Regions from separate parts of the Homo sapiens genome. Here region 2 is linked to region 1. A link is an interaction called in ENCODE POLR2A ChIA-PET data of the cell type or tissue named here. Cell type or tissue: OCI-LY7. All regions are shown on one strand. Each heading gives the region's core, and the rest is flanking DNA. Links, peaks and the distances in the headings are about the cores only.

Region 1 (15,276 bases), core at 4,116-12,115:
GGGTTTCACCATGTTGGCCAGGCTGGTCTCGAACTCCTGACCTCAGGTGATCCGGCCACCTCAGCCTCCCAAAGTGCTGTGATTACAGGTGTGAGCCACCACTCCTGGCCAAGAGCTCTTAAACAACTTTAACAAATCACCGCACAAATCCCAAACGCACCAAAGCCCAACTCTTAATAGTGTACTTCACTTTCATTTACTCTGAAACATGTTGGATCACAGTGTGAAATAAATTGTTACCAGTCTCATCAGTGGTTTCAGGAAGGGGCATTTTCTCTGGAGTTTTGATCTACCCCATGGTTCACAGTTCTCAAAAAAAATGTAACTTTCTGGAAACTAAATAATCTGGGAATATTTTTTGAACAACCAACCATTTTCTGTAGTGAAACTGCAATAAATCTATATCCTGGGCTACATAAATCAATATATGGTAGAACCAAAGTAAGATTGTTTTTCCATTACTACAATTAACTTAATTGTGTTAAAATCTGAACATTTCTAGCAATGAAAATTTCAGTATGGTTGATAGTACAGACCAACCTTTTCCTATGACTGCTTGAACCCTGTTGAAAGCCAAGTTTAAATTTTTATGATGTTATCAGATGTAAACAAACATAAATATATCTGCCAACAACTGAGTAAGAAGTGTTGTTTTTCTTCTTGTAAATTACTTCTACTTCATGAAGGCAATCCACCCCAGCTCCAAGATCTTCCATATTCAAGCAGGTCATAAATTTTCTTATAAATTCACTCTTTCAGAAAGTTAAAGCTTTATTCAAACTTAAATACAGCCAATTAATTTTTTAACTTATATGCAAGATGAGTCAAGAGGAGCTAAAATGGTATGCAAAATGCTATCAATTTCATGGCACAATTTTAGTGTTACTAAATGTTACTGCTCAAAATTCCATATGTAATTGCTTTTTGCTTCTTGCAACAACTCATTGGTTTTTTCCTAACAGCATGGCACTTAGGATGGTGGTAAAGGTGATGTACTCAACGAAAATTGTTCTTAAAAGTCCCAGGATGGCTGGTCATGTAATGCCTTTGTGATGAAAATTGTACACCTGAGTTTAGAAAATAATGTAGGAAATTTGAAGTCACTAAAACAAGGCAGAGGAACTATAAAGATGGAAGTATCTTGGGAGGCTGAGGTGGGCGAATCATGAAGTCAGGAGATCTAGACCATCCTGACTAACACCATGAAACCCAGTCTCTACTAAAAAATAGAAAAAATTAGCCGGGAGTGGTGGCGGGAGCCTGTGGTCCCAGCTACTCGGGAGGCTGAGGCAGGAGAATGGTGTGAACCTGGGAGGCAGAGCTTGCAGTGAGCCGAGATCGCGCCACTGCACTCCAGCCTGGGTGACAGAGCGAGACTCCGTCTCAAAAAAAAAAAAAAAAAATAGATGAGAGTATCAATTCCAAAAGGTACTTAATAATGAGTGCAATTTTCCTGACCTTTGAAAGGTGAAGTGGACAGCACAAATGTAAAGTGCAAGGATGACTTTATTCAAACTTAAGTAGAATGTTGAATTATACAATCCACCCTACCCTGCATCTCTAATTTCACAGGCTGAACAATGCTCCTTTTCCAAAGAAAAAAATGAGTGTGAATGAGAGTCAGGTAAAGCTAGACATGTGAACCTCCCAATTGATGGCTAGTTTCGTGCTCTTAAATTTAGGTCCTACCCCTGGCTCCAGCAAGACAGAAGCCACCAGCCAGGCAGTGGCTGAGCACAGATCCCACACCCTCCAAAGTAGCAGCTACAGATCTTTGCTGCCAACCTGGGGATGTACCCACTAATTAATTTCACAATGCACCCTCAAGTAAGCACACTTGCTTTGCCAATGCCAGAATTTCCTTTCTTCTAGTTTTCCAGGTCATTGATTATAATGACAGGAAGATAGAAAAGATGAGGATCAGCCCAGTATGGTGGCTCATGCCTGTAATCCCAGCACCTTGGGAGGCTGAGGTGGGAGGATCATTTTAACCCAGGAGTTCAAGACCAACCTGGGCAATATAGTGAGACTCTATATCTACAAAAAAACTTTTTTAAATAAATTAGGCCAGGCATGGTGGCACATGCCTATAGTCTCAGCTACTCAGGAGTCTAAGGCAGGAGGATGGCTTGATTTTAGGAGGCAGAGGTTATGGTGGCGTGGAGGTTGCAGTGAGCCATGTTCATGCCACTGCACTCCAGCCTGAGTGACAGAGACTGTTTCAAAAAAAAAAAAAAGAGGTTTCTAGAAATTACTAGAATCTTCTAGATCAAATGAAAGGCAGGAGAGTGTTTTTAGTAAGGATATTAATGGTAAAATCTGCAAATTATGTTTGGGCGTCCAGTTCAAATATCTACATTTAGGAAAAGACTGAATTTTGCAGCAGTGTTACAGGGAATTGGCAGATCTGGTTCTAGTTGGTTGAAAAACACCTTAAACTAACAATAAAAATGATTTAGGCTTAAAACTTACACACATACAACCGTGAGTCAAATGAAAATAACCTGTAAGAAAATATTTATTAGAGAAACAACAGCAGAAATGAAGTTGCCTCAGAATAGCACAGCAAAGAAAAAGACAGCATTAGGCAGAAGCCTTAAAAAACTCATCAGCGGGCTTAGGAAGAATGAAATAGTGACCACTGCAGCTTTAGCATGTTATGGGCCAGATGCCGAGGCTCACGCCTCTAATCCGAGCACTTTGAGGGGCTGAAGTGGGTGGATCACCTGAGGTCAGGAGTTTGAGAGCAGCCTGGCCAACATGATGAAACTCCATCTCTACTAAAAAAAGAAACAAAAATTAGCTGGGCATGGTAGCGGGCACCTGTAATCCTGGCTACTCGGGAGCCAGAGGCAGGAGAATCGCTTGAAACAGGGAGGCAGGGGTTGCAGTGAGCCAAGATCGCACCATTACACTCCAGCCTGGTGACAGAAGCGAAACTCCATCTCAAAAAAAAAATTGTTATGTACAATTTCCCAAAATACTTCTGAAGATTATGTTTCCTGCCTTTCAATTATAACATGCAATGCTACACTTCTGATGTCAAGATAAAATTTAGCCTCAAAATTTATTCTGCTAAATCATCCACCAGGTACTTTATATATTTATCCAACACCATTCTAATTTACTTTAACAAATAAGTGCTAAAGCCTTATTATAGTTCAGAACTATGTCTAACTTCTTATACGTCTTAACGTGTTTTGAAATAGCTGGCATTTCTTAAAGGTTGATCCTCAAACTGCTTTGCTTTGAAGTTTCAGTGAGTTTGGTTATTTTTTCCTTTTGCTTTATTCTTTTTTACCCATGTATTATACATAATTATAATTTTCTCAGAACTTTTACAAATAATTATTATTCTGAGGTTAAATTTGAATATGTTCTGTGCCTTCACTAGGCTGAGTATACCAGAAACCTCCATTCCTAACACTAATTGGCCAACTGCAGAAGCAAAAATGTCACAGGAGTTGGCACTCCACTAAGAAAACGTTTTACCAAATTACAAAGAGAAAGAGAACTAAAAAGAACATCAGACTCTCAACTTCTAGAAAAATAAATATAACGCCAAACTTGGGTCAAACACAAGAAAAACTGCATACCTCTCTGGCAGGCAGCCTTGTCAAGTCAAAAAGAAACTAGACAAGTTCCAGTGCAGTAGATGACCACGTTTTCACTGTTGAAAGCACCAAGCCCAAATAACACCTCCTGGTAATCACGTCAGGAAATGCAAATGCATGCCATGTGAAAGGAATGGTCACATTTCACTTTTTTATATAAACAAAGGAATTTTTTTTTTTTTTTTTTTTTTTTGAGATGGAGTCCCACTCTGTCACCCAGGCTGGAGTGCAGTGGTGGGATCTCAGCTCACTGCAAGCTCCGCCTCCCGGGTTCACACCATTCTCCTGCCTCAACCTCTCGAGTAGGTGGGACTACAGGCGCTCGCCACCACGCCCGGCTAATTTTTTCATATTTTTAGTAGAGACAGGGTTTCACCATGTTAGCCAGGATGGTCTCGATCTCCTGACCTCGTGATCTGCCCACCTCAGCCTCCCAAAGTGCTGGGATTACAGGCATGAGCCACCGCACCTGGCCAACAAAGGATTATTTTTATGTCATTTTAGCTGTATATGACATAATTTAGATTGTCCTTTTATTTTCTTACAGTCAGAAGTTACCTTTATACTTTCAATATTTAGAATATGTATACATTCTTATAGATAAAAACATATACCTGTGTGTGTGTGTGTGAGAAAGTGAGATCATAAACTTTCTTTTTGAGGTCCTAATTATTTCAGCCTTGTTCATGTTTATCTTTATAACATCTTAAGAAGAAAATTAATAGAATAAACAACATTGCAATGGCTCTCCCAGAGCATAATTTCAGGTGGTTTTTTCTACATTTCTGTTTTTTTTCTAAATTTTCTACAATAATTATGCATTACTGTCATAATTTTTTAAAATTTAATTAAAGATTGCTAGAGAAATACAAAATAGGCTGGGCACAATGGCTCACCTCTGTAATTCCACCCTTTGGGAGGCCAAGGTGGGAGGATTGCTTGAGCCTAGGAGTTTGAGATCAACCTGGGCAACATGGCGAAACCCCATCTCTATTAAAAATACAAAAATTTAGACAGGCATGGTGGTGCACACCTGTAGTCCCAGCTACTCAGGAGGCTGAGGCAGGAAGATCGCTTGAGCCTGGGAGATAGAGGTTGCAGTCAGCCATGATCATGCTACTGCACTCCAGCCTGGGTGACAGAGTAAGACCCTGTCTCAAAAAAGAGAGAGACAGAGAGAAAAATACAAAATACAGTAGCTACTCCAATACAGGAAGGGAAGAACTGGGCTTTCTGGAATTCTGGACAGCTAGAAATAGATATTATTCAGGGACATCACCTCAACACACTCCACTCAATAAAATAGGGCTTTGTTGATACTGGGTTTGGGTTGAGAAAGAGCCCAGTATTTGCAAGCATTCTTTTAATCAGAGTGATAAGGTTTGGATCTGTGTCCCCACCCAAATCTCATGTTCAACTGAAATCCCCAGTGTCAGAGGTGGCCTGGTAGGAGGTGACTGAATCATGGGGGCTGAATTCTCATAAATGAGTTAGCATCATCCTTCTGGTGCTGTTCTTGCGATAGTAAGTGAGGAAGTTATCACGAGATCTGGTTGTTTTAAAAGTGTGTGGAACCTCTCCCCTCTTGTTCCTGCTCCCCCACATAAGATGTCTGGCTCTCCATTCACCTTATCATGATTTTAAGTTTCCTGAGACCTCCCTAGAAGTCGAGCATGCTTCCTGTATAGCCTGCAGAACTATGAGCCAATTGAGCCTCTTTTTTTTTTTATGAATTACCTAGTCTCAGGCATTTCTTTTCTTTTTTTTTTTTTTTTTTTTTTTTTGGAGACAAGGTCTCACTCTGTCACCCAGGCAGTGACAGAGGTGTGATCATGCAGTGGTGCGATCTTGGCTCACTGCAACCTCCACCTCCCGGATTCAAGTGATCCTCCCACCTCAGCCTCCTCAGTAGCTGGGACTCCAGGCACAGATCACCACGCCCAGCTAATTTTTGTATTTTTTGTAGAGACAAGATTTCACCATGTTGGCCAGGCTGTCAGGTATTTCTTTATAGCAGTACAAAAATGGATTTATACAAACAGTGAACAGAGCTGGTATAAGTTCTTCCTAAATGGTGAAGTAAGGCCCCAGAGCAGAAGGAGGTGATATGGTCAGCACTGAGCTTCAAGGTTCAACGAGAACCCTATCCTGCTCAACAACATCATTGGCAGACATGAGGCAACATTAACTCGGCAGGCCCAGAGAAGCTGCGCTGCAGAGAACTGCCCCACTCCTCTGCGAGGGCCCCTCCCTTCTGACAGGCTTAGAACTCTAGGCTAAGTAATGGGGATTGAATCCAATGCTACATGTTAGGGTGGGGATGGTATTTTTTTGGTCAATCCATAAATTACCTGAAACACTGCAGAAGAAAGGACTCTTTCCAATCACTTTTATGTTAGAAAGTTGCAGAATGTATCATTCCTAATTTTAAATGACCCATCTTTGCATTAGGCAGACCTAAACAGACCTCTAATTTTTGATTCTCTGTAGCATATTGACTAGAACACACTAGACTAATGCACTAGAAAACAATCTGGCAACTAAATTTCCTTATAAATACTCAGTTTCCTTCAGAGTACTCAATACTTTGTTTTTCAATAAAATTTAATAGGCTTGGCTGGGCACAGAAGCTCACGCCTGTAATTCCAGCAATTTGAGAAGCTGAGGCAGGTGGATCGCTTGAGCCCAGGAGTTCAAGACCAGCCTGGGCAACATGGCGAAACCCCATCTCCACAGAATTAGCTGGGTGTGGAGGAACATGCCTGTGGTCCCAGCTACTGGGAGGCTGAGGCAGGAGGATCACTTGAACCCAGGAGGTTGAGGCTGCAGTGAGCTGTGTTTGTACCACGCCACTACAGCCTGGATGACACAGGGAGACCCCGTCTAAAAAAAATAAATAAAAATGGACTGGCTGGGGAAGTTTGAGGAGACCGCATTAAGAACATTATAACAATTTCTTCAACAATTGCTCCCTTACAATCTGTTATTAATATAATAGTTAGATTTGTCTTTGGTCAGAGCAGGTCACTCCCCTGCACAAAACTTCTCTCCAGGAAAGAGCCAAATCCTCACCATGGCCTGCAAGGCCATACTCAACATGCCCCCTCACGACCTCTGAAATCATCTACTCTTCCCTTCGCTCACTGGACCACAGGGTCTTTGCACCAGCTATGCCTTCTGCTCAGAACACTTCCCCCAGATATCTCATGGGCCCCTCCCTTACCCCCATTGAATCTGTTCAAAACCCCACTTCTGGCTGGGCATGGTGGCTCACACCTATAATCCCAGCACTTCGGGAGGCCAAGGCGGGCAGATCACTTGAGGTCAGGAGTTCGCGACCAGCCTGACCAATATGGTGAAACCCCGTCTCTACTAAAAATACAAAAGTTAGCCGGGCATGGTGGCAGGTGCCTGTAATCCCAGCTACTCGGGAGGCTGAGGCAGAGAATTGCTTGAACCCGGGAAGTGGAGGTTGCAGTGAGTCGAGATCGCGCCACTGCACTCCAGCCTGGGGGACAGAGTGAGACTCCGTTTCAAAACAAAAACAAAAACAAAAACTCCTTCTTACTTAGTAAGGCCTACCCTGACCACCCTATATAAAATGCACCGTTTCACCTTTATTTATTTTTTTTTTTTTTGAGATAGAGTCTTGCTCTGTCGCCCAGGCTGGAATGCAGTGGCGCGATCTCAGTTCACTGTAACCTCTGCCTCCCAGGTTCAAGCGATTCTCCTGCCTCAGCCTCCTGAGCAGCTGGGAATACAGACACACGCCACCACGCCCAGCTAATTTTTGTATTTTTAGCAGAGACAGGGTTTCACCATATTGGTGAGGCTGGTCTCAAACTCCTGACCTCGTGATCCACCCGCCTCGGCCTCCCAAAGTGCTGGGATTCCAGGTTGAGCCACCGTGCCCGGCCTATTTTACTTTTTATGTATTGCCATTATTCTACACTCTACAATATGAGCTCCATGGGGCAATGATGTTTGTCCCTCACAGTTATGGGGAGAAGCCTCTACTCAAAGTTAAGTGGCTTATTAAACTGTTCAGGACAAGAATCTGGGGATCCTGACCTCAAACACAGTTGTCTTCTGACAAAAGCAAAACACGGCTGACCCAGTGAAAATTTAGACTAAGTGGCTTAATATATGACAGGGGAAAATAAAAAGACACCTGATCCCACACCCACCCCTCTCTCTTTTGTAATTTTCTTTTTCTTTTTTTGAGACAGGGTCTCCATCTATCACCTAGGCTGGAGTGCAGTGGCACAATCACCACTCACTATAGCCTCAACCTCCTGGGCTCGAGCCTCCCACCTCAGCCTCCCAAGTAGCTGGGACTACAGGCATGCGCCACCACACCAAGCTAATGTTTATATTTTTTGTAGAGACAGGGTTTTGCCATGTTGCCCAGGCTGGTCTCAAACTCCTGAACTCAAGCAATCCACCCACCTTGTCCTCCCAAAGTGCTGAGATTACAGGCGTGAGCCTCAGTGCCCAGCCTTGTAATCTAATTTTCTAAATATATTACTCTTCAGTTTGCACCTGGCCCAGGGAAGCAGTACTATTTCCTTTCTAGAAACAACACAAAAAAAGTCTACATACCTAAATGCAAAGATGTGCTGTCCCACTTCAAAAAAAAAATACTATGCAGAAAATGTTCAACAAATACGTTGTGATGAATGGAAAACTCCTAATAAAGTAGGTAGTTATTATTTATATTATAATAAATCATTATGGTATTAAAAGATTCCTCTCTTACAGACTCATTTACTGTAACATTCTTTTAAGAAGTGCATCATCTTTTTATTATGGTTTAAATTTTGGCTCCTTTTTTTAATTTTCAAATTTTTAAAAATTTTTTGTGATAAAATATACATAACATGAAATTTCCCATTTTTTTTATTTCAATAGCTTTTGAATTACAAGTGGTTTTGGTTACATGAATGAACTGTAGAGTGGTGAAGTCTGAGAAATTTACCATCTTCACCTTTTTTTTTTTCTTGAGACAGAGTCTTGCTCTGTTGCCCAGGCTGGAGTGCAGTGGCATTATCTTGGCTCACTGCAACCTCTGCCCGCTGGGTTCAAGCGATTCTCCTGCCTCAGCCTCCCAAGTACCTGAGATTACAGGCGCCCACCACTACACCTGGCTAATTTTTTGTATTTTTAGTGAAATATCTGGCCAGGCACGGTGGCTCATGCCTGTAATCCCAACACTTTTGGAGGCTGAGGTGGGCAGATCACCTGAGTTCAGGAGTTCAAGACCAGCCTGGCCAACATGGCAAAACCCCTTCTCTACTAAAAATACAAAAAATTAGTTGGGTGTGGTGGTGAGCACCTGTCATCCCAGCTACTCAGGAGGCTGAGGCAGGAGAATCGCTTGAACCCGGTGGGTGGAGGTTGAAGTGAGCAGAGATCATGCCACTGCACTCCAGCCTGGGTGACACAGTGAGACTCCATTTCAAAAAAAAAAAAAGAAAAAAAGAAATATCTATTAAGCCCTTTGCCCATTTTTTCATCAGGTTGTTTTGGGCCCCATTTTTAACATTTCCATCTAATACAACTATTGATGCTGGGGGCATTCTGATTCAACAGCTATTTGAGACTTGGGAGTTGTATTTATGTCTTGGGGACTCTTGGACACACACTGTAGAAAACAGAATATGTGATTTGGTAGGTTTTAGGTATCCTATAATTGTCTTAAGGCCTGCTTATTCTCTGCCTGTTTGCTATTGAGCTGATAAAATAATGGCCATAGGAAACAATCTGGCACAGTGGCATAAACTGTGGTCAGAAGCCCAGATTTTGCCAAGAATCAGTTCTACATGTTTATGTAAGTTGACCAGCATCTCTAGGGAGATTAACGTGAGATGATTCCCAAGGTTCAACTTTAACTATCTGACGCTATGCCTTTATCCACAAGGCAATGATAACCATATATTCTTCAAAATATTGGAATCCAGAGAGGGATTCTCAGGTCAGTAGTCACAAAGCATTTGTTTTACATACTTCTCAGAAGCCAAATATTATAGAATAACACAAATATCACATTTATTGACCCAGATCTTCTTCCATTTATGCATGCAGGCATGTAAGCCTTTTTGTTTGTTTGTTTTTTGTTTTTGTTTTGTTTTGAGATGGAGTCTTACTCCATGGTCCAGGCTGGAGTGCAGTGGTGCAATCTCAGCTCACTGCAACCTCCACCTCCTCGGTTCAAGTGATTTTCCTGTCTCAGCCTCCCGAGTAGCTGGGATTATAGGCACGCGCCACCACGCCTGGCTAATTTTTGTATTTTTAGTAGAGATGGGGTTTTGCCATGTTAGCCAGGCTGGTCTTGAACTCCTGACTTCAGGTGATCAGCCCGCATTGGCCTCCCAAAGTGCTGGGATTACAGGTGTGAGCCACCGTGCCCAGCCAGCATGTGAGCCTTTATAAAACGTCAGAGCAGTAAATTTTGGTTCCCTTTCCAACTCCTTGCTCTTAGAGAAGTGGCTTTTTTGTTTTGGGGATTTTTTTCTAAACACGGAAACTTTAGTTCTGAAAAATAAAACTTAATTATGAAGAATAAAATGTAAAATTTGAGCTACTCTGATTTAAGAGAATTTGGAAGGTATTCAGGGATTCCATAAAGCCTGGCCTGAAAAACCACTGCCTTTGAGTGCCACATCTTCCTGTTCAGTAGTAGAGGGAGAGAGAAGGAGTAAATCAGGAATGTGCAGTGAAGTTACAAAAATGAGTAAGGAACTCAAAATTGTCAATAAAAACAATCAAAAATCACTTTTCTTCTATTATTGTTTCATGTTGCCATTTTGTGTGGGGTTTTTTGTTTTTTTTTTAATTTGAGATAGAGTCCTGTTCTGTCGCCCAGGCTGGAGTGAGGTGGCATGATCTCAGCTCACTACAGCTTCCACCTCCCAGACTCCAGTGATTCTCCTGCCTCAGCCTCCCAAGTAGCTAGGATTATAGCCGTGTGCCACCACGCCCAGCTTTTGTATTTTACAATAAAAATTTTTGTATTTTCAGTAGAGAAAAGTTTTTGCCATGTTGGCCAGGCTGGTCTCAAACTCCTAACCTCAAGTGATCTACCCCACTCAGCCTCCCAAAGTGCTGGGAGTACAGGAGTGAGCCACCATGCCTGGCCCACATATGCCATTTTGAAACCTTAGTGAGCAATTTTCCTATGACTTTCAAAACGTGCCTTTTGAAATTTACGCCTGGAGATGGTGTTCAGCCTCTCCGTGACAAATAATATTAATTTACTGCTTTTGTACATTATTTGGAATATCATTTACTACATGTCACGTCTTATGCTAAGTATTTTACCTCATTTAATCCCCACAACAAACACATGAGGAGGATAACAATTATTTTCCATCTTTTAAAATGTGGTAACTGAGGATCAGAGAGATTAAGTAATTTGCCCAAGGTCACACAGCTATAAGTGGTAGAACTGGGCTTAGAAGCCAGGCAGGCTGGCAGCAGATCCCCAACTCTGAATATTTTTACCAACTATAGCCCTGTTTGGAGAACATAGCTGAGCTAAATACACTCTGACACAGCCCCTCTATCCCTTCATAAGACATTTTCTAAAAGTTGAACACCAGTGTATGGGATAGCAAAGACAAACAAATCATCCTCAGAATAGAAGGTAGTTCCTTGAGTGAAAGAGGTAAGAAGGGAGGGGCAGCCCTCACATCCACAAAGGGTCCCATGCTTAGAATCATGGCCTTATTTAGGCTGTCACAGAGAAACCCCAATGAGGCCAAAAGACAGAGACGTCCTTTATACATCAATAAGCACATGTCCTATTCCAAGCTTAAGCTCCTGGCATGCACAGTGAGTGGACCCATGCATCTTTACAAATCCTTAAAACATTCTGCAGAAGGCAAAATGAAAGTACCCAGTATTTTATAAATGACACATTCATTAACTTGTTAAGCACAAGCCTTTAAAATGTGCCACCAACTAGCGTCAGATGTGCCCCAATATTTATAACCTTGTTTCCACACTACCTTCATTTTTTAACATACCAGTGGCTTCCGAAAATGGAAGTGGCAGGAGCTTTCCAACCCTGAGTGGCCCTAACCTTCTGTGACTCTGGGAGAAAGACTTCAAGAAGCAAGTAAGAGAAAAAACAGTGGGAAGAGGCCTCAGTGGATACGGCTGGCATCACTAGGTATCTCACACTCTGTTCTTTGTTTTCTGTGTTAACAATGGGACGTGGCTGTTCTCTGCCTTTCACGTTCTGTTCTGCCCCATCTAGTTCATAGCCGGCAGCCTCAGCAAAGACCATGTCCACTACAAGAAGTTAAATAAAGCGGCAAAAATGACAAGGGGTTGGCCTTTCTGCTTCTCAGGCATCACCTAATTCTGAAATCAAATGTACTTGAAAGGTAACATTTAGACCATTCCTGGCCCTCCAGGACAAAGTAATCAGGGATTTGAACATGGGGCTAGTTTTCCAAAGACCCTAACAAACTTCACAAACGAAATTCTCACTGGTCACATGAACATCCACTATTTACAAAACATTCTCATTTCAAATATAGAAACTACTTAGTTACACTTCAATCAAAATGAGGTTTGCACATTAAACTAAAAAATATGACAGGCGTTCTAAGACTATACAGGAGATTTCAGGCTGACAATAAGAACTAAGACTCAATGTTTATTTATTTTTCTTTAATTTGAAACAGGGTCTTACTCTGTCACCCAGGCTGGTGTACAATGGCACGATCACAGCTCACTGCAGCCTCAACCTCCTGGGCTCAGGAGATCCTCCTGCCTTAGCCTCCCAAGTAGCTGGGACCACAGGTACACACTATCACTCCGGGCTAATTCTTTTATCTGTAGAAAGGGGTGTCTCACTATGTTGCCAGGCTGGTCTTGAACTCCTGGGCTCAAGCAATTTTCCTGCCTTGGCCTCCCAAAGTGCTGGGATTATAGGCATGAGCCAGTGCACCTGGCCCCAATCTTTATTTTAAATAAATGTGATTTAGTATTTGACTTAGACTTTCGATTGATTTTACCAATAGGGTGACAGAGTTAGCAAAACAATACCACTGATTCTGAAAATAAATGTCAATGTGCCATAAACCATGTTGGAAAAATCTTTGAGTACTTTTTGGCATCAAACCAAGAACACAGTCATCAGTTCTCCTTGCTTGGTAAATTTTAGTCATGGGCTGTAGTCTATGACACATCTTTGAGAGGCAGACTTTGAAGGAGCTAATGCTGGCAGAAACCAACCAGGGTTGATTTTGGATGCAATCCAAGGAAAGCAGAAAGATCAGGTTAATTAATTCCAGTCAGCCCTAAGTAATGATTCTTTAGGGTCTGACCCAACTCTCAAAACAAAAATCACTTTCCCTCCCAAGTTTACGAGCCACCTTCAAATTCCTGAGGACTGCGGTACTAACCAACCTAAAATGAATGCATGCATAGATTTGTAAAGCCAACCAAACTTGTGAACCCTGAAAAACTAAGGTAATCAGTCTTAGTTTCCTAATAAATATAAAAGTGTTTTAATTCCACAGCAAATAATCCAAGCATATAAACTGTTCTTATGCATACAGTACTCTGTATTCCACAGAATATAATACAGTTTTTAAGCCCTCACTTAACTTCAGCAATAGATTCTTGAAAACTGCAACTTTAAGCAAAACAACATACTATGTAACAAAACTAATTTTGCCACAGGCTAATTGATAGAAACAAGAGTCAGGGACAGGCAGTGGCTCAGGTCTCTAATACTAGCACTACGGGAGGCTAAGGGAGGAAGACAGCTTGAGCCCAGGAGTTCGAGACCAGCCTGGGCAACACAGTGAAACCACATCTGTACAAAAAATACAAAAATTATCTGGGTATGGTGGCATATGCCTGTGGTCCCAGCTACTCAGGAGGCTGAAGTGGGAGGATCATTTGAGCCTGGGAGGCTGAGGCTGCAGTGAGCCGTGATCATGCCACTGCGCTCCAGCCTGGACACTAAAGGAAGACCTCTTAAAAATAGAAAGTCAAGTTCCTTTCTTCAAGTTCCACGGGCATACAGCGTGTCATTTTGCTTAAAGACACAGTTTCTAAGAACATATCAACAGTGTTAAGTGAGGACTTACCGTACTACTTTATCACCAGTTGGGTTAATTGGTTAAAAGAGGAATGCAATATAATTTATTTGATGATAAACCGCTATGACAGATAGTGGGCAATTATTCCTTCCTTCCTCCCCCATGCTTCTGAAAAAAAAAAAACTACTTCAACTGGTCACTTGCCAAAAACAAACGAAGAGATCAAACGGTCTTTTTAAGCAAAGCCAGGTTTCCGGGCCATGAACACGTAGCTTTGCTAAGAGAAGCATGAAATGTGAGTAGCCACAAACCTTAACAATCACGAGAACCAACAGCAAGGAACAGATAGCAAGTATTCACAGGAGACCGTGGATAGGGTCCCATAATACCTATGTCAATGACTGAGCCCAAAGGCTAGTAAGTGGCAGGGAGAGATTCTAATAAGATCAGTCTGACACTAAAGCCTGAGGTTGTCCCAGCATCCATGCCTCCATCCTCCCTGCAATCAAATGCCGTTTTCACATATGTGCAGTGTCAGTGGGACTGCTGTTTACCAATATGAGGCTTTTGACTCTATGTTAAATAGATCCATAACACCAGAGTCAACATACTACAGACTGCTTATAAAGATGACAGACAATCCCCCATAACTTGCCAATTAAAATAAAATAGCCCAGTCTAGGTGCAGTGGCTCATTCCTGTAATCCCAGCACTTTGGGAGGCCAAGGCGAGTGGATCACCTGAGGTCAGGAGTTCGAAACCAGCCTAGCCATATTGAAACCCTGTCTTTACTAAAAATACAAACATTAGCTAGGTGTGGTGATGCATACCTGTAATCCCAGCTACGCAGGAGGCTGAGGCAGGAGAATCACTTGAACCTGGGAGACGGAGGTTGCAGTGAGCCGAGCTAGTGCCACTGCACTCCAGCCTCGACAACAAAGCGAGACAACTCTGTCTCAATAAAATACAATAGCCTGTAGGCAATAAAATTAGGCCTCCGTATGAGAGGTGGTCCAGTCAACATCACCACAACGTAATGTTAGTAAGACATGGCTGGATGACAACCAAAAGTCAACCTGGCTCCAGGGTCTGCCTGAAGAAAGATGTGTTAACAGCAATGGTCTGCTTAGAGTCCTGGAAAAAGAAAACAATTTGGGGGCTGGGTGTGGTAGCTCATGCCTATAATCCCAGAACTTTGGGAGGCCAAGGTGGGCGGATCACCTGAGGTCGGGAGTTCGAGACAAGCCTGACCAACATGGAGAAACCCCGTCTCTACTAAAAATACAAAATTAGCCAGGCATGGTGGCACATGCCTGTAATCCCAACTACTCGGGAGGCTGAGGCAGGAGAATTGCTTGAACCCGGGAGGTGGAGGTTGCAGTGAGCCGAGATCGCACCATTGCACTCCAGCCTAGGTGACAGAGACAGACTCCGTCTCAAAAAAAAAAAAAAAAAGAAAAGAAAACTATTTGGAAGAGTTTGGGACCACATCTCTGGGGAAAGATGCCCTGTTTGGCTTCTCTGAGTATCCGCTGTTGATTTATTTAACTGGAATGGAGATAGACACAACAGCTATGAGCTGAAGAACATCAGAGACTATT
Region 2 (15,276 bases), core at 3,833-11,832, 760 kb after region 1:
ATGATCAAAAACCTGACTGCACTTGCACAGAACAGCAGAGTTAGCTTATCCCTTCCTGCCTTGTACACCCTAGTATGTGCTTCTCTCCTTTACTAGTCAATATCCTTTGTGGCACTTTTTTCCAGAATAGGGCACTTTTGTCTACATCAAAAACCTGTTTAGACAGATCCTTTGTCTCCAATGATTTTCTTGATGGTGTCTGGGAACTTGTCTGCTGCCTCTTCAATGGCAGAAGCTGCTTCTCCTATTACCTTGACATTTTTTAAGCCAAACTTCTTTCTAAAAGTATCAAACCATCCTTTGCTGGCATTATATTCTCCAGCTTTAGATCCTTCACCTTCCTTTGACTTTGTCATATAATGACTTTGCTTTTCTTAAATCATATTAGAATCAGTAGGTATACTTTTCTTACAGCAATCCTGCACCCACATACAAGCTGCATATTCAATATGAGATAAAAAAGTATTTTGCAAAAAGCACAAGGTTTTTGCACCAGCTGGCACAGGTGTAGCGATGGCTTCACAAACTTCCTTTTAACAATGGTCCTGGCTTCATTTACCTTGAAATGGCAGGTAACCACAGCTGCAGAACTTAATCTAGTACACATCAAGCAATTCAACAATTTCTTGTAACGTCATGACTTTTCTCTGCTTTTTGGGAGCACTTCCAGGTTCACTGGGGGCACGTCGAATGGGTTCCATCGTGTTATTCCAGGTTTACAGTTTTCCACTAAACATAATGAAAAATATGTGAAAACCGCAAAAGAAAACTTTTTACTACACTACAGAGAGAAACTGCTCACACGAAGATGATTAGTCACAAGGTGTTTTTCTCTTTGTTTTCGTTTTTGTTTTAGACAGGGTCTTCTTCTGTCACCAAGGCTGGAGTGCAGAGGTGCAATCATAGCTCACTGCCGCCTCAAACTCCCAGGTTCAAGGGATCCTTCCGTCTCAGCCTCCTGAGCAGCTGGGACTACCGTTGTGTGCCACCATGCGTGGCTAATATTTTTAATTTTTTTTGTAGAGATGGGGGTCTTGCTTTGTTGCCCAGGGTGGTGTTAAAACTTCTAGGCTTCGGCCGGGCACGGTGGCTCACGCCTGTAATCCCAGCACCTTGGGAGGAAGAGGTGGGCGGATCACCAAGCCAGGAGATCCAGATCATCCTGGCTAACACGGTGAAACCCCATCCCTACTAAAAATACAAAAAAATTAGCCGGGTGTGGTGGTGGGCGCCTGTCGTCCCAGCTACTCGGGAGGCTGAGGCAGGAGAATGGCGTGAACCCAGGAGGCAGAGGTTGCAGTAAGCCGAGATTGTGCCACTGCACTCCAGCCTGGGCAACAGAGTGAGACTCTGTCTCAAAAAAAAAAAAACCTTTCACCTAGTTCACTGCAAGAGCCTTCCAAACACTATGAACTCCAACCTCATGGAATCTACTTCCCTCAAAATCACAATCAAAATAAACATAGGCACACCATGACCCTGTTCAAAACCTTTCTATGGTAGCATAGTAGGCACAGACCTAGTTTATGCTCACTTATCCACACCTGTCTGACATGTATTTCCCAACAACATTAAACCAATGGGAATTCTTAAATATACAACTTGCTGTTTCTCACTCTATTTCCATCACTGTCACAGCCCCTCCCCACTTATTTCAGTTCCCATGTCTTTTTTCCCCCCTGCTTTTGGTCCTCCTTTGCTTTGCCTTTTCTTTATCTGATTCTTTACACATATCTTCTGAACACAGCTAGGTGTCATAACCTCTAGGAATCCTTCACTGAACTCCTCAAGCAAAGTTAACAACTCCTTCTCAGTTCTTCCGTGATATTTTATAGTGTAAACTGTATTTACTTAACTATACACTAAATAAACTGTAGTGTATTTTCGTTTATATGGGAATGTGGTGATAGTCTATAACTACTAGTGACAGTTTGTAACCATCACTACACTCCCATGTAGCTGAATTATCTGTTCATGCATCTTCCTCCACTAGACTATGAGCTTAAGAGATTATGCATTTTTCTTCAATGCCACACAGAAGGTTGTAAACAAATGTCTGTTGAATGAATACTACTTTATCCATGTTATACCAATGTAATTTTGACAACACAAACTTTTTACTTATAAGGCACAATGATACAGGAAAACGGTTGAATGTGTTTACCCTCAGCAATTAATCTAATTTTTAAATAATCAAATCTTTTTCTAACAGAAGTAGTGTACAAGTAACACACTTTTAAATTTTACATCAAGCAATATTTTCAGATTTTTCCCATTCACCTAAAGGCCTCACCCAGAAGGCTGCTTAATCATTAATTTTACTAATAAATATTAACTGGGAAAAAAAGGGTAGACGAAATAGGCCCTTCAGAAGCAGATCAATAAGCTACAATCTTTCCCTAAATCAAATAAGTCCAAAAACTACATATCAAATGAAATGGGCTTCAAGTGCAGATTAATACATACACATGATCGGGTCTTGGCATCAAATGCACGTCAACATCCTTGGCAAAATAATTATGTTACTAATGAGCTTTAATCTTTCCACTTGCCCATCCCTGACACAGAAGCAACATTAACTGCTACTGAAAAATTTTTTAAATGCCTAAATGTTCAACTCTCACCTCATCAATATGTTAACAATAAAAACTTTAAGCTATACTTCATTCCAGGAGCAATAAAATTTAAAGGCTCTAACTTTATGTATTAATATATTTTTTAAAAGAGAAGTAACATTCTTTTAAAGTAACATTCTAAATTACTTGAGCAGGGCTTTAATCCCATTGATAAACTGATTAAGTTGCAATAACTGCAAATACACTAAGGGATCTAGCAACTAATGCGTCAGCAAAACAATAAAATAAACTGCACACACATTTATCATCTATATACACAAACATGTAATATTTGCTATCTAATTATCAGATGTATACAGGACCCTTCCCCAAGAAGGCCAAGTTACAAAATGATCAGCAAGCAAATTAAATTCATTCAGCAGAAAAAGAAACAAAAGCTTTTTTAAAGGAAAAATATAATTAAGGATTCTTAAATGTTTATAGTTTAGTAAGACTTTCAAAAACCAAGTCAAGAATTTAATTTTTGAAAGTGATCTTTGCCTCCTTACCTCCCTCCAATCCAGGATTACAATTTTCCCATCAGAAAAGTATCAATAACAAAAATAAATCTATAATGGTCTTTGTTTTCTTTAAAGCAAAATCTTTTCATTTACATTACTTCAGATGATATAAAAAATATAACCTTCAAAATGCCTGAATTTGAAAGGATGTCAGTCTATTATATACTTACACATCTTGAAGGTTCTGTGATTACTGAGAGAACTACATCATGAGACAAATTAAAACTAAATGAAAAGAAGTGAATTCTTAACATCTACTACATACAAAGGACAAGAAGTCTTTAGTCCTCTGTGAATAATTTTCTACAAGAAAAAATTTAGAACAGGGTGGGTGGGGGAAAGGGTGAGAATTTGAAATTCCAGGCAATTCAGAATGACACAGCTAGAAAAAAAATAAACAAGGGAAAATACTTGATCTTAATTTCAAGCTCCAGTCTCAAAAAAAAAAAAAAAAAAAAAAGCTTTGGTACAAGCATCTGAGGAATGGCAGTATTTTTTAAATCTGATACAACTAAACTATTAATTACATAAGGAAGCTCCCTCCCAAACTGTAAGCACCTCACAGTAGATAAGGTCTTTATGTTATTGTACCCCTTACAATGCGTGGCACAATGTATAGATAATATTAAAAAAAAATGATCTGAATACAGTCCATTTGCAGTTAATGATAAGGAGTCTTATTTGATGACCAAACAGTATACAACTACTTATGACATCTGCAATAATACCATTTATCCATCAATTATTCCTTAAGCAACATCAACCATCAAAAATGTAGCCAAAGATCCAAGCTTTGAGAAAAACAGCCCAGTGGGACACATTCAAACAGACTTTGAACAAATTAACCTTTCAAAGCTCACTTTCCTCATTTGCTTGTGGCCAGAGAAACGTGAGACGGTGGACTGTGGGGTAATTAAGAAAGTCTGTGAAAGCATCTGGCACACAGCACTTGCTCAATAAATATGTTTGTTTCTTCCTTGCCTATGTAGAAGAGACATATAGCCTTGATTAGTGACTTAAAACTGAATGTAAAAACTACTGATGTTTGGTTAACTGGTTTCTCTGGTTACAGTGGAGAACAGATGGGAGTGGGGGAGTGCTGCCAAAAAAAGAGCTGATGCCAAGGAAAAAGAAAAAAAAAGATTATCAATTAGAAAAGCACAGCAGCATGGGACAATTCCATGAAATCACAACCTGATCGACATTCAATTGGGCTCTAGTATCATTACATTACAGAACAGTAACATTCATAATGAGAAAGTTAAATCATCAATAGAAGGTTCAATTATGATTTGCATTTCAGTCCTCAATATGAGTAGGCTATCCAAAACTCAATTTGAGAATGTGGGAAATGTGAAACAATTTTTTCAAAGACACAAGGTCAAGCTTCCAGATTAGCCTATTTAAGTCCATTTAAGTCACAGAGCAATTGAGCTAAAAGTACTAACAACTCTTTCGACTATATCTCTGTGAATGACTTTTGCATATATAGAAAAAAAGGTATGTATAACATTTCAAAATGTGATAATGACCACAACAAATAAGATACAATAATGTAAGTACTCTCACTGAGGTAAAAAGCTTGTCACTGTCCTACTATTGGTGCTATTTCCACCCATAAAAATAGAGATGTTACAGGACTCCCTTAAACACATTTTATCCAAAAAACACAGTAGTCATCATAACTAGAATTCAAACATTGTACTTACAGACCCTCTATATTAAGAAAATTAGTGATTATATCTAAAATCAACACTTCAAAATAAAATTTGTTGTATTTCCCAATATACTATGAAATCCAAAACACTACTATTTATACTATTTAACACTACTATTTATTTATACATGGGTCACATGTATATAAAATTACTTTTTACACATTCATCTATGATAATGTATAAAAACTCTATAAACTGTAAGACAATGACAAATTGATTGTACCTAAATCAATTACACATAACCCAAAGGGAAAGGAAAAAAACATACAAAATACCGAACTGCCATAGTTTGCTCTGTCTTTGAATGATTCTAACTGTAATCAAATAAGATATGACAGCAAAAGGTCTATGACACAAAATTGTTACAAAAATCTGCTATAAGTCTGTTTAAAACTTTCCTACAACTGTCAACTCACCAAAAAAAATGTACACAAGAACACAGCTAACTTTCCCACTGCTTCACATTAGAACTTAACCATCATCACTGAACCATACCATTCATAAAGAAAAATCTAAGACTAAAAAGTAAGTAATTTTTGCAACATCACACAAAATATTTCAAACAAAGGCCACAGGAAAAGACACTAGTAGTCGGTGCCTAGATTTATGTATAAACACAATTGTCTTTTACTGAAATTTTTGGAGCTAGAATAAGCCTAAGGTAACCCCAAGTTAAAACCTCTTCATTTCACAAAGAAGAAACTAAGGCTAAGGAAGCTTATCCAAGATCACACAGAGCAATGAAGGAGTCCAAGTGTCCTAAGCTGAGTGTCCTTCCAGGGTACCATGTCAACTCAAATAATCAGAGTGCTCAATACTGAGAAATCATTTTATAATTAAATAGGCCAGTGTTAACATTGAGTTATTACGGCTACATGTTTGTTTCAGTCTGCTAAAGAGAAAAGAGCTTTTAACCAGAAATCAAGCTTCTGGTCATGGTCCTTCCATAAATTCAAGTCAGGAGTGTATCCCTTGGTAAACCACTTTCTCTAGACCCCTGTTTGCTCATCTGTTGAGAAAGAACAGATTCTCTCAAAAGTCTCTGCCACGGTTTGAATGCCTGTGTCTCCTCCAAAATTCATGTTGAAATTTAATCATCAATTTAACAGTATTAAAAGGTACGGCAATGCAGGTGCAGCAGCTCACGCCTGTAATCCTTGCACTTTTGAAAGCCAAAGTGTGTGGATCATTTCAGCCCAGTAGTTTGAGACCAGCCTGGGCAACACAGTGAAACCCTGTCTCTTAAAAAAAAAAAAAAAAAATTGCTGCTGACCTGCACCTGTCGTCCCAGCTACCCAGGAGGCTGCGGTGAAAGAATCCATTAGGCCCTGGAGGGCATGGCTACAGTTAGCCAAGATCAAGCCACTGCAATCCAGCCTGGGTGAGAGTGAGAGAAAAAAAAAAAAAAAAAAAAAAGGTGGGGTCTTCAGGAAGTGATTAACTCATAAGGGTAGAACCCTTGTGAATGGGATTAGGTGGCCTTATAAAGGAGGCTGACAGAGAGTTTATTTTTTTGCCCTTCTGTCTCTGCCATGTGCAGATACAGGATTCGTCCCCACCAAAGAATTCCGAGAGGACAATGCATCAAGACATCGTGTCGGAAGCAGACAGCAGCCCTCTCCAGACAGCAGAACCTGCAGCACCTTGATCTTGAACTTCCCAGCCTCCACAAATGTGAGAAAATGCATTTCTGTTCTTTATAAATTACTCAGTCTGCAGGATTTTGTTATAGCACCACAAAAAGATTTCAAGAGTCACTTTTAGCCCTCAAAAATTAAAATACTAACACAAGAGCACACAAATTATTATTTGGCTAGTGATAGCATTCATCAAAAAAGCATTATTTCTTTCATGTTGCATTTGCGTACACCAAAAGTAGTAAATTATTACTAGAGAATTTAATCTTTGTATTTCTAATACATTTTACTGTTTAATCTATCTCTTTAGTATATTCTTAAAGACAAAAAATCAAAAATCAAAGTATTTTAGACATATTAACTTCAAGGAATCACTTTTTGCTAAGTATATACTTAAATTTCTATTAACCAAATTTTTTTAATGTGTGTCGTCGGCCTTACAATTTAAAGTAGCAAAGTGTTAACTCATAAATAGGTCAACTAGTAATAATAAGCCTTTCTTACAGGTTATGCTTTTGACTGCTTTATTCAAGTCAATACACACTAAGGTCCCCTTAAACAAGTTATATATTCAAATGTTACTGAACAATACACATTTCCCAAGTTTTTCATAACTTTTATAAATGGTCCATTTACTTAAAGCCAGTAAAACTTAAGCTTACGAAGGAAGCTTACGAAGGCTTCTTCCAACTCCTGGAACCTGAAGGTAGATTCTTTTTGTAAAGAGAGTAGTGCATTGTATAAGCTTCAGCGTCCCCAGATCTGCCCCTGGCTAATAATTTAAAAGGTAACCTTAGAATTAATTTTCTGTATAATGAAAACAACATGAACTTTTCAGTCAGACATACCTAGAATCTGAATCCCAACTCTGCCCTTCTCTAGGCGTATATGTAATATCATAAATATTTTACTAGTCCTCTCTGAGACCCAAATAGATTTAAAACAGGAGTAACCACATTATACTTAAAATTGTTTTCAGGATTTCAGATAATTAGTTAAAAGTATCTAAAACAGCCTACCACAAGTCAGACATTCAACAAGTTGTCACTAATCTTACAAGGCAACCTCTAGTGGAAATGGAAAGGAATTGGAGATGAAAAAGAAAAAGGAATTTTTCACCATTACTTTGGAGAGGACAGGGCAAACAGAAGAGGCTAAGTGTTGCTCAGTTAAGAGCTGTTTTAGGTAAGAATGACTTACAAACACATATGTGAAGGAATTCCTCTTAGCAATGATGGCTTGCTTTTATAAGAAAGTATCTCTAAGGAATCTTATATTTTCTTAAAGTAGGTAAAAATTCCCCTTTGAAGTCGTTTTATTCATCTGCTCAGCAGTAACATTTCTCATTTAAAGAGTAAATTTGGGTCCAATCCTTTCTCAATGATTACAAGTACTAAATGGAGGTCAAATTAGGAAGTTTTGCTTAGTTACATTTTCAACTTTAAAACTGAATTTAAAAAAAAGAATGCTGTCTAGTAGCAACAGATTTGGATTAGGAGTTAAGGCAACTACAGGATCAGTTCTCAATTTCCTATTAACCGTTATCAAGTTGAGCAAGTAGTATTCTCCTCACCTTTAAAAAAGATTCATTAATAATTATTACTAGTGATTTTAAAGCAATGGTTAACAGCATTTCTTAAAATGAAATCTTTTACAGAACCCCATATACAAATGGTAACACAGGAGCTGCTCTCAAGGACCACAGAGGGAGCTTTCAAAGATTTCTACTTAACACTTCCTAGGCCTCCTGGGTCCTAGACACCCTCCAGGCTCCCTGTAAACGTTTGAAAATAACTGCCCTACATGAAACAGAATTATAGTTGAAAATTTTGATTTTATGATTGGGAAATTCTTTTAAATGTCATAGTGATACCACTATTAGCATTTTCTGACATGATTTCATTTAATCCTCACAATTTGTGAAAGACTGCTGTAGTTCTCATCTTAAAGAGGAGGAAACAAACTTAAAGAGTCTGTTAGTTCCTTTATTCAACATTGTGTACTATATGCTGGGTGCGTACTGCTGTACTGATCAAAGTCATAAAAAAGACTGAGGCCTCCTCAAGAAAATTATGCTCTAAAAAAGGAAATAGAGACTCCTCTCTCAAGAATCTTGGCTGTGAAAGGAGGTAGTTACTATAATGCAGAAGACAGGAAAAAGACATTTTCCTTCTCTGAGACCAGAGGGAAGGAGTCGAGAATGAATAAAGATGCAGATTAAATAATATAATTGAAAGGGAAGAATGCTGAATGAACTTCGAACTTTCACCTAATTACATTCCTTTTCACACTGATGTAGTAGTTAGGTTTCTTGAAGTAAGAGCAATTTGAGAATTCTCAAGAGATAGCTTAAGGACAATGATTAAAGTTTGGAATAGCTCAGGCAAGAAAGGGGAGAGGAAGCTGACCAGGGACATAAAGGAAACTGCTCAGAGGCACTGAGAGTCCAGCTAAATTAGAGACCACTGTCTTGCAATTTTCTCCAGGAGTAGCTAGAAAATATGTTCAGTGGGGGCAAATAGGTAGAACGATCCAAGATGCTTTCTGCTGCTATTTCTGGCCTTGTTCTGGGGAGGTAGTAAGAAAGGGGCAACTGGTAACATAGGTGGAAGTGACAGCACCATGGCTTGGGAGAATAAATGGGTCTTCCTGAGATCAAAGGGCACATTAACGTGAGAAGGAACCAAGCAACAAGATAGAATAATTAAATAATAACACCTTGCATTTATGTATAATGCTTATTATGTGCCAAGCACTATTCTAAGAAGCTTTATATGTATTAACTCCATCTTTAAAACAATTTTATGAGGTAGGTATCATCATTTTTTCCTTTTTGCAAAAGAGGGAACAGACAAGACACTAAGTGATTTGCTCAAAGTCCTACATCTAACAAACAGAAGAGCTAGGATAAAATGCAAAATGGAAGTTTGAAGATTTTTAAACTAGTAGGATGACAAGCTCTAAGCGTGAAGATCCCTGCAATACAAGCCTGTCTGATCGCCACTGTAGATCCAGGACCTGACCCATAGCAGCAACACACAATAAACGTATTTTAAATTGAATAAATGAATGACTTCCACATGCAATGAACAAAATTAAAATAGAGGCTAGACATAATATCTGTGAGGAATGTATTAACATAGTATCTGTGAGGAAGGTATTAAACTCCTCAATGACTGAGGGAGCATGAGTTCAGGAAGTCAGATGGTCATAGGGAGAGAGCAGGAGAGTAATTCTCAAGCCAAAAAAGATGATGATGGAAGTGGCAATAAACCACATCTGGGCCCAATAATTCAAGGACTGTAATAGAAACCTCAATTCAAAAAGATAAGCCTGAGAAATAGGGGACCAGAGTGTACAATTTAACAGTGTGACAGGAAGGGATGAGATGCGAAGAACAGTCATGGTGGAGGAAGTGAAATGTAGACCACAGCTAGTAAACAGAAAGACTGGACCGCAGACTAAGTCTTCTAACTCCCAATTCAGGGTCACTGACAATTTCAACTCATTTTTCCAGGAGACTAGGCTGACTACCCTGCTACATACAGAAGTGCCACATGATCTTTAACGACCCTCTACTACATCTTAAGACTTCACTTAGAGTTACAAAAACTTCAAACATTTCAGAGCATCATTTGCGCTGACTCACTGAATTTATCAATTACTATGGTTTGGCTTAGAGGACTAGTTTCTCATGTAATCAATCATTCACTAACCACTCACACTATGCTAAATGCTGCATGGTTCAAAACGATGTCTGGCATAAGCTTTGGACAGGGACCACAACCTAACCTAGTTCAGGAGTGAAAAAAAAGGGGGGGGGGGGAGGAGAAGGAGGAGAAAGGGAGGAAAGGAAGGAAAAAAGAAAAACTAGATGTGTTTTTAGATGCACATTTAACGTACATATTATAGAACATGCAAACCAAATGAGTGTTTATTCCTTCAATAAAGTTACAAGAGGTTACACACTTACTCTAAGGATTACATGTGAATCATATATGAACTTCTGTTTTTGAAGCCACCCCTCAAGAGCCAACAGGATTCTTTAAGTATCCCAGTGGTACTAAACCCATATCCTTTGAGAATGCTTTCTTAGAACGATTCACAAACTGGCTCTGCAGGCTTTTCAAAACTTAAGTTCTAGAAGTTGTACAATAAAATGACAGGATCGCTAAAATAAGTGTATGGCATTCGATGTAACTGCTTGCAAAAACAACATCCAATTTTAATATTGGCCTAATCGTGGCTAAATATTGGTATAATAATAGTTAACTATCTGCTAAGTTCTATTTTAAAGCTTTATTTTATTTATCACACAACAAACCTGTAAGGTGGGTCTCATTAGCAGTCTCATTTTACACAGGGGAAAACTGAGGCTACAAGAAGTAACTTGTTAAAGGTTATGCAGCTAGAGGCCGGGCGCGGTGGCTCACGCCTGTAATCCCAGCACTGTAGGAGGATGAGGCAGACGGATCACGAGGTCAGGAGATCGAGATCATCCTGGCTAACACGGTGAAACCCCGTCTCTACTAAAAATACAAAAAAATTAGCCAGGCGTGGTGGCAGGCACCTGTAGTCCCAGCTACCAGGGAGGCTGAGGCAGGAGAATGGCGTGAACCCGGGAGGTGGAGCTTGCACTGAGCTGAGATCACGCCACTGCACTCCAGCCTGGGTGACAGAGCGGAGACTCTGTCTCAAAAAAAAAAAAAAAGGTGATGCAGCTAGAAAGACATGGAGCTGGTATTCAAGCCCACACTCTTAACTACTATGCTTTCAGTCTCTTTACTTTTTAGTCACATCCCTATATTCATATGTTGAATACTCCAGTGCAAAAGTAAATGAAAATTCTCTACAGACTATTCATAGTTTTATTCTCCTAAGTAGTCAAAGAAATGCAAATTAAAGCATTAAAGTACTATTTTTTCACCTATAAAATTAAACATACATTATGCTGGGTAAGATACTGCTACACAGAAGTTAAACGGATACAACCTTGAGAAATATAATTAATTCTTAAGAGTGCTCACTTTAGAGCCAGATTGCTTGGGTCAGAATCCTAGTTCTGCCACTTGGAAGAATACCTTAAGCAAATTATTTAGCCTCTCAAAGCCTCATTTGTAGAACAGATAATAGTAGTATTCAATAGAGTTTGCTCAAATGATTAAGTTTAGATATGCAGAGTACATGATAAGCATTTAGAAAGTGTTAGCTATTATTATTACCCTTATGGAGGTCAATTAGGTAATATATTTCAGTTACGTGCAGCCCAATAATTCCATAATCATAGATGGACTCAAATATTTATGTGTCTAAATAGTCATAGTTGCAATCTTTTTTAACAGAAAAAATATGGACTCCCTGGAATCAACCAAAATATTTGGCAATAGGGAAATGGTTAAGCAAACTGAAGTATGATAGTCATTAAAAACTATGTTTTCAAAAATTTACAGTAAGAAATTTTTTAACAGCAGCATATACAATGATTATCTTACCTTAATTTTACTGTCTGTTCAGCCAACAATATGAAATTAAAATTCCAAAAACACATGAAAATGTTAATGTTGTTTGTTTCCAAGTGGTAGGATTACAGGTGATTTTTTTTATTTCCCTACTTGTACATTTAGATAATTATCAATTTTTCTACCAGGAATATACATCATTGTTATAATTAGAAAAGCTACTAAAATAAATTCATTGCTTTAACAGACTATGGTTGAATAGTTTTCACAAGACACTGATAGACTAATAACTAATTGTAATTCATGTGTTAACTCAGTGATTTGTTCTTACTAGTAATACCTTTACATTCTGTTGACCTTACAATGGGCTAACAAGAACTACTTTTAAAAAAAAGTTGCATTATTTAAAACTACAAATTGTCTAGTAACTTTTATATAAACCTAACAGGACTACTAAAGACCATCCATGTACTCTGGAATGAAAATAACAAAAAATTCCCTTTAAAGTCCCCCAATGTATAATATAAAAAAAAGGCATACCACTTTTTCTAGCCTTAATCATATAATCTTCCTGAACTGGACAAATGCTTTCATCCCTTAACTTCATTTAATGAATGATGTACAAACAAATGAAGCATTCTCTAATTTGTTTGAATCAAGTTTGTGATTTATGTATTACTTAAAAAGCCAAATTTTTACATTATATTTCATATTACTTAAATAGTTTCTAATTCAATATTGGTACTAATAATTTTCCAGGTTCCTCTGAACTGCTATCTAGAAAGACAAGACAAAATAAATACTTTGTTAATAACAACCGTATGCTTTTATTTTTCTAACTTCTAAAGTCATAGTAGTACTAACAGCTATGACAATACTGGCTGTCCCAAAACTATAAACAGTATTAGTTTAAGTATAAGTAACACTTTAATGAATCTGTTTCACTTTGTTTCATAACATGAAAAATGAAAAGCAAATTTATAATTAATTCTCTGCTCAGTGTGATCTGCAAGACTACCATCCAGCTTTCCTCTATGTACCAGTCCAGGTAGTACTATGCCAACAACTACCTTCCCTAAGAAAGAGAAACCTACTATGAAGATGAAAGCTGTTCCCTCAAATCTGGCAAACATTTCTGTAGCTCGAAGAAAAGAAAAAAAAAAAAAGATTAACTGTACCCATCTGTCCTTAAGACTCTTCCTGTTCTTAAGTATATCACAAATGAACATAAAACTCCTTCACTAATGTGAGTCGCCCTGTATGTTCCAGCTAACAATCACTTCCAAACAGTTGCTGTCCATGCTACACAAGTGGAGTTCCTCTAGCATTAGGGAGTGGGCATTTTATCATAACACTCTTTCTCCTGATGAGTTAGCAAGCTTTTATAAACTAACTGAAGCTACTTCCAGGACCCCAGGGTAGAGATCTTAAGAGCCTGATTACATTCTGGAGACAGTCACCTTCATAACAGGTTTCCCAAACTCTGAAGGCTAGGCCAAGAAAGGCTTTATTACCGTTTGATACAGGAAAGGACAGCATTTTCATTCAAACGTATCCTCTCCAATTCTAATCAAGCTCATCAAACCCATGTGGGCAAAACCCCAGACAGTAAAAATGGTAAGAAATGATTTTTCAAAGATAAAGATAATAAAAGGTTCACCTGAAAGCAACTAATCCTACATAGTGGAACAAAGCCCAGGAGTAAGGAAGAGACTCCCTGGGGCAGAATTATTTGATCCAGACCCACATTATTTCCAGAAGTTTCACAATTACAGCCTGCTTTCTTTAAAAAGTTTTGTGGTCCTTGTTCCTCTGCATACAAATTAAAATTTAAACATTATCAAAAAGATGTGAAATGATACATTTTGTGCAAGGCGGGAAAGCTTATAAACTGGAATAAACTTTTCCTTTGTCAACAGCTTACAAATACAGAAACGTCCTTATTGTCTTCCATCTTAAAAAGAACTTCTAGGAAAAGGTCTATTTAAAAATGCAAATTGTGCATTAAACTGTTGTGTATTATAACTTCTACAGACAATGATGAAGGTATACTTAAAATACGCACTAAGGCTGAAACGCGGTGGCTCACAGCTATAATCCCAGCACTTTGCGTAACAGCGGTGGGCTGATCACCTAAGATCAGGAGTTCAAGACCAGCCTGGCCAACATGGCGAAACCCCATCACTACTTAAAATACAAAAATTAGCCAGACGTGGTGGCGCAAACCGGTAGTCCCAGCTACTTGGGAGACTGAGACACAAGAATCGGTTGAACCCAAGAGGTGGAGGCTGCAGTGAGCCAAGATCGTGCCACTGCACTCTAGCCTGGGCGACAGAGCAAGACTCTGTCTCAAAAAAGAAAAAAAAAATGCACTCAAAACACTAAAAAGAATCTGATATTACTGATGGGAATTTATCTGGAGTAGTATCTATAAAATATCCAGTAAGTTCAATTACCACTCTATTTTGCAATGAAAACAATCTCAAAACACAATTCTATATTTTTTTACAAGTTAATTTTGTAAAACAATCTGAGATGAGTGCTTGAGATTTTTTTTTTTTTTTAAGACAAGAGTCTTGCTCTAAGGCCTAGGCTGGGGAATGAAAGAAATGGGGGCGTGGATTTTGGTCAAAGGATACAAGTTTTAAGATGAATACATTGTGGAGATCAAATGTGCAGCACAGTTAAGAACAGTTAATAATACTATATTACATATTTTACATTTGCTATGGCAGTAGATCTTACTTGTTCTCATCACACAGACATAAAAAACAGAACTATTGGCCGGGCGTGGCGGCTCACACCTGTAATCCCAGCACTTTGAGAGGCCAAGGCAGGCGGATCACGACGTCAGGAGTTCAAGACCAGCCTGACCAACATGGTGAAACCCCATCTCTACTAAAAAGACAGAAACTAGCCAGGCGTGGTGGCACACGCCTGTAATCCCAGCTACTTGGGGAGGCTGAGGCAGAAGAATCGCTCGAACCCAGGAGGCGGAGGTTGCAGTGAGCTGAAACCGTGCCACTGCACTTCAGCCTGGGTGACAGAGCGAGTTTCCATCTCAAAAAAAAAAAAAAGAGGTGATTATGTGTTAGCTTGATGGTAGTAATCATGTCAGAATGTATACATATATCAAAACATCATGTACATCTTAAACATATATAATTTTTCTTTTCTTTTTTTTTTTTTTGAGACAGTCTCACTCTGTTGCCCAGGCTGGAGTGCAGTGGCACGATCTTGGCTCACTGCAACCTCTGCCTCCCAGGTTCAAGTGATTCTCGTGCCTTAGCCTCCCGAGCAGCTGGAATTATAGGCGTGTATCACCA

Evidence for each region. ChIA-PET counts read pairs that join two places held together with the same protein. Peaks named below come from ENCODE experiments on the same cell type or tissue, not always from the same donor. Only the 100,000 strongest peaks of a DNase experiment are listed, where the experiment ranks them.
Region 2: POLR2A ChIA-PET joins it to region 1 with 6 read pairs; 1 of 35 experiments calls an interaction of 5 or more read pairs at or near these places.

The regions. Positions count from the first base shown.
Region 1 is chr2:223,802,495-223,817,770 of GRCh38, forward strand. All of the region lies in intron 1 of AP1S3 (adaptor related protein complex 1 subunit sigma 3), which reads right to left. Among named protein-coding and RNA genes, the nearest start is that of AP1S3, 27 kb to the right of the region's middle. In OCI-LY7, for the core only: no CTCF peak of the experiment used is centred there; DNase peaks (open chromatin) are centred at 5,167 and 8,157; H3K4me3 peaks cover 1,417 bases; H3K27ac peaks cover 1,813 bases.
Region 2 is chr2:224,566,383-224,581,658 of GRCh38, forward strand. All of the region lies in intron 1 of CUL3 (cullin 3), which reads right to left. Among named protein-coding and RNA genes, the nearest start is that of CUL3, 11 kb to the right of the region's middle. In OCI-LY7, for the core only: no CTCF peak of the experiment used is centred there; DNase peaks (open chromatin) are centred at 8,219 and 9,939; H3K4me3 peaks cover 4,181 bases; H3K27ac peaks cover 3,743 bases.